Regions from separate parts of the Homo sapiens genome. Here region 1 is linked to region 2. Evidence: chromatin contacts called from ENCODE Hi-C or POLR2A ChIA-PET data. All regions are on one chromosome and are shown on one strand. The core of a region is the stretch at or near the end of the contact, and the rest is flanking DNA. Distances in the headings are between cores, read along the strand shown. Region 1 has its middle 30 kb from the start of SAMD13. Region 2 holds the start of PRKACB (protein kinase cAMP-activated catalytic subunit beta).

Evidence for each region. A loop is a pair of places that touch in the nucleus more often than their neighbours do. ChIA-PET counts read pairs that join two places held with the same protein, here RNA polymerase II (POLR2A). Pooled maps may share reads with other maps.
Region 1: a loop to region 2 is called in a map of PC-3, with 10 times the contacts of the local background. The contact joins the enhancer-like site here to the promoter of PRKACB in region 2. A Hi-C loop is called at or near these places in 2 of 168 maps with a recorded cell type or tissue (PC-3 and mucosa of descending colon), 1 of 37 single-sample maps with no recorded cell type and 8 of 50 pooled maps. POLR2A ChIA-PET finds 5 or more read pairs at or near these places in 1 of 52 experiments (OCI-LY7).

The regions. Positions count from the first base shown.
Region 1 is chr1:84,269,313-84,273,465 of GRCh38, reverse strand. No RefSeq gene overlaps it. Among named protein-coding and RNA genes, the nearest start is that of SAMD13, 30 kb to the left of the region's middle. RefSeq lists an enhancer at 1,810-1,899. Within about 2 kb of position 1,750, at least 12 of the 41 ENCODE cell types and tissues checked have a DNase peak (open chromatin) inside an H3K27ac peak, as active enhancers do; they include OCI-LY7 and PC-3, where a contact is called at or near this core.
Region 2 is chr1:84,142,199-84,146,478 of GRCh38, reverse strand. It overlaps PRKACB (protein kinase cAMP-activated catalytic subunit beta), which reads right to left and starts at 2,208. Exons shown (of 10, transcript NM_182948.4): 1 at 1,931-2,208. The coding sequence starts at 2,117. RefSeq lists a silencer at 2,140-2,189.

The sequences.
Region 1 (4,153 bases), core at 501-3,000, 130 kb before region 2:
ATAAACATTCTCTTACTATATAATCCAGCAATCATGCTCTTTTGGTATTATGTCTACACATAAACACGCATATGGATGTTTATGGCAGCTTTATTCAAAATTGCTAACACTTGGAAGCAACTGAGATGTCCTTCGGTAGGTGAATGGATAAATAAACTGTGGTACATCCAGACAAGGGAATATTATTCAGCACTAAAAAGAAATGAGCTATCACATCATGAAAAGACATGGAGGAAACTTACATGTATATTATTAAGCGAAAGAAGCCAGTCTGAAAAGGCTACATACTGTAGGGTTCCAAGTATCTGAGATCCCGAAAAAGGTAGAACTACTGAGACAGTAAAATGATCAGTGGTTGCCAGGGCTTAAGAGGAAAAGGGAGATGAATAGGTGGAGCACAGAGGATTTTTAGAGCAGTAAAACTATTCTATATGATACTATAATGGTGGATACAGGTCATTATGAATTTGTTCAGACTCAGAGAATGTACAACACAAAGTGAACCCTAATGCAAACTATAGTCTTTGGGTGATAATACTGTGTCAATATAGTTTCGTCAATTGTAACAAATGTACCACTGTGGTGAAGATGTTAAAATTGGGGGATGTTGAAAATGCCTGTGTCAGCACTGGGAATATATGAGAAATCTCTACCTTCTGCTCAGTTTTGTTGCAAACCTAAAACTGCTCTAAAAAAATAAAATCTACTTTTTTAAAAAAAGCAGCACACCTGATTTTATAACTAACCAGGTTGGGAAGGGCAAACATATAAATCTTCTGGATAGTCCTCTTTGTTTAACTTCACCTTTCTAAAGAGCAGCAGCTGGGTAGGTGTTGGCTGCTTTTCCTGCTATGTAAATGACAGGCCCTGGCCAGGAATGCTTAACAGACAGGTGTGTCCCAGCCTCTCCCCTACTTTTACCCGTCAGTTGTTTTTATTCCTAGGCTAGGTCTAAGGTGGAAAGCTTTTCCTAAGTAGGGGGTTGTGTTGGTCTTAAGGCTTATCTAACTTGGACATAGCCTCTTTAAGGAAAAAAAAATCAATGTATGAATATAAAATTAAGTACAAAGGCCCTCAGAAGAGGTCTGTAAAAATGAGGATTCTAAAGCTTAAGCTTTATTACTTTCACAGCAGATTTACCTCTGTACAACTTTCTCATTTTGGAGCAAATCAAAAGACTCTGTTTTACAAATTGTCTATGTTTTCAATATATATTAGTTAAACTGAATTTTTGAAATAAAAAGAAGAAAAAACCCCCATAGAAATGGATCATTTTGGCTGAGAACTGCAAAAACTCTGGGCACAAACACGTTATTCACCCTCTCTTGAGAGACTTAGCCATACTTTAGCATGGCTTTTAGCAGCCTGAGCCTTGTCTCTGGGAAGACTCAAACACTTTTTGAGTTCCTCTCCGGAAGAGTTCAGTCCCTAACCTCCCTTTCTTGCAGCATTTACTAAAAAGGGCTGACAATTGTGAATCTTTCCTCTGTCCCTTCCAGATGTGTATGCATCTCCTGCAACTCAGGAGTGTCTTTCTCAAGGACTTGAAAGCCATTCCTTTGAAATATAATCCTCAGGAAGGTTAGGGCCTCTGTCTCAGTCTCTGTGGGAGGATAGCAGCCTAACTTCAATAACTGCCAGCAAGCATTCACAGTTGGCTTAACTGTATTTGCATTGACCAACCTTTTGTAATTTTTCACTTCCCTGATTCCACTGAGCCTCCGCTCACGCCTCTCCTACTCTCTCATTCTCCTTTAAAAACACCCAGTCACCTCTGTGCAAATCTGAATGGAGCTCAGCCCTTTCCCTTGTTGTCGGTAGCTACTGAACAAAATCAGTTTTCACTGTTTTAACTAACATCTGGGTTTGTTTATCTTTTACATGACCCGGAAGAGTCTGAGGCTGAGTTCTTAACCACAGCCCAGTGGCACAGGCTTCGTTTGTGGGTGACTTTACTCATTATCCCCTGTATACTCTGAATTTGTAGAAAGAGCAACATAATCCCTTTATAAACACCTTCCCATCACCTTTCTGACCCTGTCTCCTACCACTTTGCTCCTTGCTTGCTCCTCTGCAACTATGCTGGCTTCCTTGTCCTTCCTGGAACAGACCTGGCACGTTCTTGCCTCTGCATTTTGCAGAGAAGTATATATGGGCTTGGAAAATTTAAATGTTGTGACCAAGTGATTAAAACCTGAGAAACGCTTCATAATGTTTTTTCCCACTGGCTTCATTCTCAACACCCCACTTCCTCTCATGATCTATTCAGTCAGTCAGGAGACCCTGTTGGCTCCACCTTTGAAATGTGTTCTGAGTTCCACCACTTGTCCCACCTCCACTGTTGCAATGAAGGTGGGACCACTACCACTTCTTGCCTGCATGACTACTGGAGCCTCCCATCTTGTCTCCCTGCTTCTTCCCTTGTCCCTGTAGTCTATCTCAACACAGCAACCAACACGGTCCTTTTAAAATACAAGTTAGGGCCGGGCGCGGTGGCTCACGCCTGTAATCCCAGCACTTTGGGAGGCCGAGGCGGGCGGATCACGAGGTCAGGAGATCGAGACCATCCTGGCTAACACGGTGAAACCCCGTCTCTACTAAAAATACAAAAAAATTAGCCGGGCGTGTGGCTGGGACTCCTGAGTAGTCCCAGCTACTCAGGAGGCTGAGGCAGGAGAATGGCGTGAACCCGGGAGGCGGAGCTTGCAGTGAGCCGAGATCGCGCCACTGCACTCCAGCCTGGGCGACAGAGCGAGACTCCATCTCAAAAAAAAGAAAACAAGTTAGATCATGTTGCTACTCTGCTCAAAACCCTCTGATTGCTTTGTGTTTCCTCCAAGGCAAAAAAACTTTGAAAGGCCTTACAAAAGCCCATCAAGCTCTACAGTAATGCTGTCCAAGGCAGTCACAACAGGCCACATGTGGCTATAGAGCACATGAGATGGGGCCAGTTGGAATTGAGATGCAAAATACACACCGGACTTTGAAAACTTAGTTTGAAATAATGTAAAATAAGTAAGAATGTAAAATATCTCATTAATAATTTTCATAGTAATTATACATGGAAATTATAATATTTTTGGTACATTGGATAAATAAAATATATTATTAAAATCAATTTTACTTGTTTCTTTTTACTTTTTTACTGTGGCTACTAGAAAATTAAAAGTTACATATCTGGTTCATGTTTGTGGCTTGAATTATATTTCCATTGGACAGAGCTGGTCTATAGTAACTGATCCCTCCCTAAAACCGCTCCTGATCTTATCTCCTGCTCACTTCTGTTGCTGCCACATTGGCCTCCTTGCCATTCCTTGAGCATCCAAGCACACGAGACATGCTCCTACCTCAGGGCCTTCACACTTGCTATTTCCACTCCTAGAAAACCTTCCCCTGTTATCTGGATGTTTCTTCATCTTCCCTAGACTTTATTCAAACTTTACCTTCTCAGTGATACCTTCCTGAGAGCCTACTGAAAACTGAATTCCTCACCCACCTCCACTCTCATATCCACTACCCCTTTCCCTGTTTTACTGTTCTCCATAACATTGTCACCATGTAACATACTGTATATCTTTCTTATTTATTTTATTTATTGTCTAACTTCCCCTGTAGAATCCACCAGGCAGGGAGTTTTGTTTAAAGTTGTGCTCCCGAAATCTAGAACTGTACCTGGTAGGTAGTAGATGTTCAATAACTTTGTGGAATGAATTACTGAATGAATCTTAATCAACCACTTCATTATACAGGTGAAGGAACTGAGAATAAGTGGCTTTCCCAGGGTCTCACAGCTTTTTTAGGGGCAGAGTGGTTGTACCCTCCGTAAGATCAGATGCCACCGTCTAGAACCCAGCCCTTTACCTATATTTGAATTTCTTTACTGGACTCTGTGCACATTTTTATGTCTCTTTTAAACTTTGCACTCAAGGAAATAGACTTACTCTAGAAATAATCTACTCAGTCACACCCAGGGGATGACCTCCAACATTCTTTCTTGCTCCAAGGATATGCCTTTGATATTTTTTTTCCCTAGGCAGGAATTCTGGGTCTGTCTGGATCACAGGAAACTAATTATTTCACCAGGGAAAAAAATTTGCTTGAAGGAAGCCATTACATTTGATTGTATAATAAATAAAATATTTAAACTATAGCC
Region 2 (4,280 bases), core at 959-3,458:
ACCACAAAAATAAACCTTGGAATTTTGAAATGATCGGATTCCTCTATTTCAGCTCTATCAGTGTTTTCTCCTCTACAATAATACATTTCATAATAGGAAATTATAGCTTCATGCTACCATACTCATCCTTAGACATAAAATTATTATCTCTATTATGGTATTCAGGGATATAAAAAGGAGAGTCAAGTAGAGGAATGCTTAATTAATGAACATTCAGTTACTCTTTAAGTATTTCTTACATCATGCATATTATTTGCAGCGCTACATGGTTTGCTCCTAATTTTATTTGTGTACAAGAATCCTATTTGTTTTGACTTCACAATAAAAAAAAAACAAAACAGCATTTTATCCAATAGAAATCATGGCTCATGATACTATTTTCCATTACTAGATTTTAAAATATGTTTTAGAAAGCATCACAGATCCCATACATTTAAAAAGTGGTGAAAGTCTAGTTCAAACATAACTTTTAATTATTAAAAACCCCTAACATTCATTTATTTGAGACACTTTTACTAAACACCCACTATATGAAGAGCAGGTATTAATGAAACAGAAATTAATTCAATTCTGTCTTAATTCCTCATTTAACTTTAAATTAAAACATACTTGAAATGCATAAAAATAATTTCCAAAAGGATTTAAAAGACTGCAATTTAAAAGAATAGGGCAAGGACAATAATTAACAAGCTTTTGTTACATGGTAAAGTTTAATATTATACCACTATTTTAATATTCAACAGTTCATTAACTTGAAGATATATATTCATATTCCTCATCCATCAACTTGCTATACAGTAAAGACTATAAATAACCCAAAACCTTTTAAGTGGAAAAAATGCACAAATACATGTTCTTCCTCAATCTCCCAAAAATAGTTTGAAGAATGTAAAAAAATTTCTGATTTAGTAAAAAATTAATTCAAATAAGCTTCTATAACACTGTCAAGGTGCTGTATAAACCTAGGAGTAAATTTTGTAAGCCATTCTTGATTTTGCTGTTGTGGTTGTTAAGCTGAGTTTTCTTCCTTAACTGCTACCAAATACATAAACAGAAAGAGTCAAACGCTAGTGCTATTTGATGATCAAACAAACACACCAAAGAGGGCAAAAGTTTCAAGGGTAATTCTATTGTTCCTCTAATTGGAGTCACAGAAATACCTTGAGGAGGGTCCAAGGTGAGATGTAGAATGGCGGCACTAGTATTGTTTATATGTGCAATTTATCTTTTAGAGTGTATGGCACCAAAAATGGTTCCCCAGCACCATTTTAGCAAAGCTGCAAGTTCAAACATTTTAACATGCCTGAAAGAATGTGATTCATGCATAACCAACTTTTCCTGCATTTGAGTCATATGTATAAATAACATAAAATATAATTATAAAGTTTTTGATATCCATAATGTTATAAGTGTAAGAATTTAGATAGAATAATTATGTTTTATTTTAGAAATTCCTGTTTGTAAAACTGAAATAACTTTCTCACATGCATTTAAAAATAAAACCATGGCAAACACAATAGAAATGTAATTATAAATTCAAGAGTCTTGTTGCCCCTTTCAAAGTTTAAAGCTTATAAATACAAGACATTTTAAGAAGTAAACAGATGGTTGTTTCTGAAACTTAAGTATTTCATTTTTATGTAAGAACAACAAAAAAAAGTACATTAGAAATGATGTAAGAATTTTATAGAAAATCTTGTCACTGATATTGAACTTAGTCAAAAATAAAACCATACAATGATGAAAGCTGAATGATTCAGCTCAACTTATAATCAAGTTTTTATGGAATTCTTTCAACTTCATCTTGCAAAATGTCCTTGTGAAAATCAGAAAACAACAAACAAAAGAGGGTTCTTTATGTTTGATTGTAAAACTCCAATTACCATTTTAGTTGCTAGTTATAATGTATCATTTAAAAAACAAAACTTACTTGATCTGTCCCATAAGGCAGTATGTTCAGAGAAATGAAGGCTGTCATTTTCCAGAGCTGTTTTCTGATCATGTGCAGTACCTTTAGAGTGTCTATGAAATAACCGGCTAGCAAAACCTTCCAATTTCTGAAGAGCTGTAGTTGTACCTGTATACTGGTTACAAGGTGGTTCTCTATAAGCTGCCATTCATGTGCATTTACACTTTACTTAATGTAACTGCAAATGTTTCCAGAAGGAGCTCACAACTTCTTACACAGAAGCTAAGAGCTATGCATGTGTCAAACTTCCTGTTTGCAGGGTATTCAAACCACTACTGCTGTTCTGTTTCCTGTTAATATAAAACAGCACATTACTGAGCTTTTCTTAGCAAAACACTTTTCAGCTAGAGTTGAGGATTTTAAAAACTTGCAATATCTGCCTAAAAGGCTTTATGTTTGGGTGTTTTAATATTAATATATAGGCTAATGAGAGCATTAAATATAAAGCTTTATATATATAGTAGGCTAAACATTCTTTAAAAAGAAAACTAGTTAAACATGTATGACAAGTCTATGCAAACAACTGAAGGCCAAGCTGTCCTCCAAACACAACATGCTAAAGACAGGTTGTATTTTTTCTAGGAAATCAACTAATATACAGATTTTATGAATCCTTATAAGCAGCTAACTTTTCATAAAAAAAAACTAGTATGAAATGGGTATGAAAAAACTCTTGCAAAACAAATTTATAACACGTATAAATAAAACAATGTGAAATAGCACTTTAAAAAATTGAATGTTTCTAATTCATTGATTTAGGCCTAATACATACAGGAACTACATACACTTAGTATGTCAGTATTGCTTATCAAACTTATAATCTGCTGACATATGTCTATTACCAGGGGTACATTTTAAAACATTCTAAAATTTGAAAAGAACAAAATACAAGATTTAAATTATATAAAATCCACCATAGCAAGAAATTTCAATTGAGAGAAAAAAGTTCCTTCTAGTTGGCTGAGACATGTTAATTTTAAAACCTTACCACTGAAGACTACTACTTACCTAAACCCCTGATTTAGTGATCTCACTTAGAAACACCTCTCTATTTTTTTTTAAACGTTGTTTCACTCTGTCTCCCAGATTGGAGTGCAGTGGTGCGACCTCTGCTCACTGCGACCTCCGCTCCTAGGTTCAAGCGATTCTCGCCCCTCAGACATCCGAGTAGCTGGGATTATAGGCGCGCACCACCATGCCCGGCTAATTTTTGTATTTTCAGTAGAGATGGGGTTTCTCCATGTTGGCCAGGTCAGGAGTTGTCTCAAACTCCTGGCCTCAAGCGATACGCCCGCCTTGGCCTCCCAAAGTGCTGGGATTACAAGTGTGAGCCACCGCGCCTGGCCAAAACATCTCTTTTGATTAAAAGTAAGTAAAACTTGCCTTGTCAATTTTCAGGAAAGAAAGTAACCTGTGGCATTTAACAAAAATTTTGAGTACTTGTTTTTTTGACACTAAAGGATAAGAAATTTCCGTGGTTCTCTTTGGAAGCAGAGGGGAGGGGAGGGAAGGGAAGGAAAGGAAAGAAAGAAAAAGGTCTATCTAAAACAATCTATCTAAAAAAATCTTACTTCAGATTTACTGCCAACTGTTTGACAAACATAAAAAATAGAAACAATACTGATAAGTAAAATAAATAGGAACAATAATGTAATCAAATTAGGACTACATAAAAGGCCAATAAGAAAACACTGATTAGTGAATTTTGCCATTTAACAGTTCATTTGTGTATACTTTGTGTAATGGAATTCATATCAATCTAAACAAGTATGTAACAGTATCTATAAGATAAACTTAAATTTATAGCTTTATGTATAAATATTATGTGTGAATAACAGTTAACAAAACACTGACCAATGAATTTTGCCATGTAACAGCTCATTTCTGTATACTTTGTTTTGTGTAATAAAATTTTTATCAATCTAAACAAATATGCAACAGCATCTATATGACAAAATTCTTAAATTTGTAGCTTTATGTATAAATATTATGTGTGCATAACAATAATTTGTTTCTTAACATCTGGTAGTGCCTTACACAAAACAGACACTTATTAAATGTCTGTAGTCTTCAACAAATATCTACAGAGCATGGACTGATTCTGTAAGGGAAGAAGTGGATAAAATTACTGAATTCCCTTGATTTGCTCTACTGAAGGAAATTCTAATCATCTTCAAGGCTTAGTTCAAATGTCACCTCTTCAGTGAAGTCTGCCACATACTTCCTAGGAAAACAAACTTTGCTGCTTTGTTTTCACTGACCTCATAATATTATGTTAAAAGGTACTGTTTATGAATTTATATGACCCTAA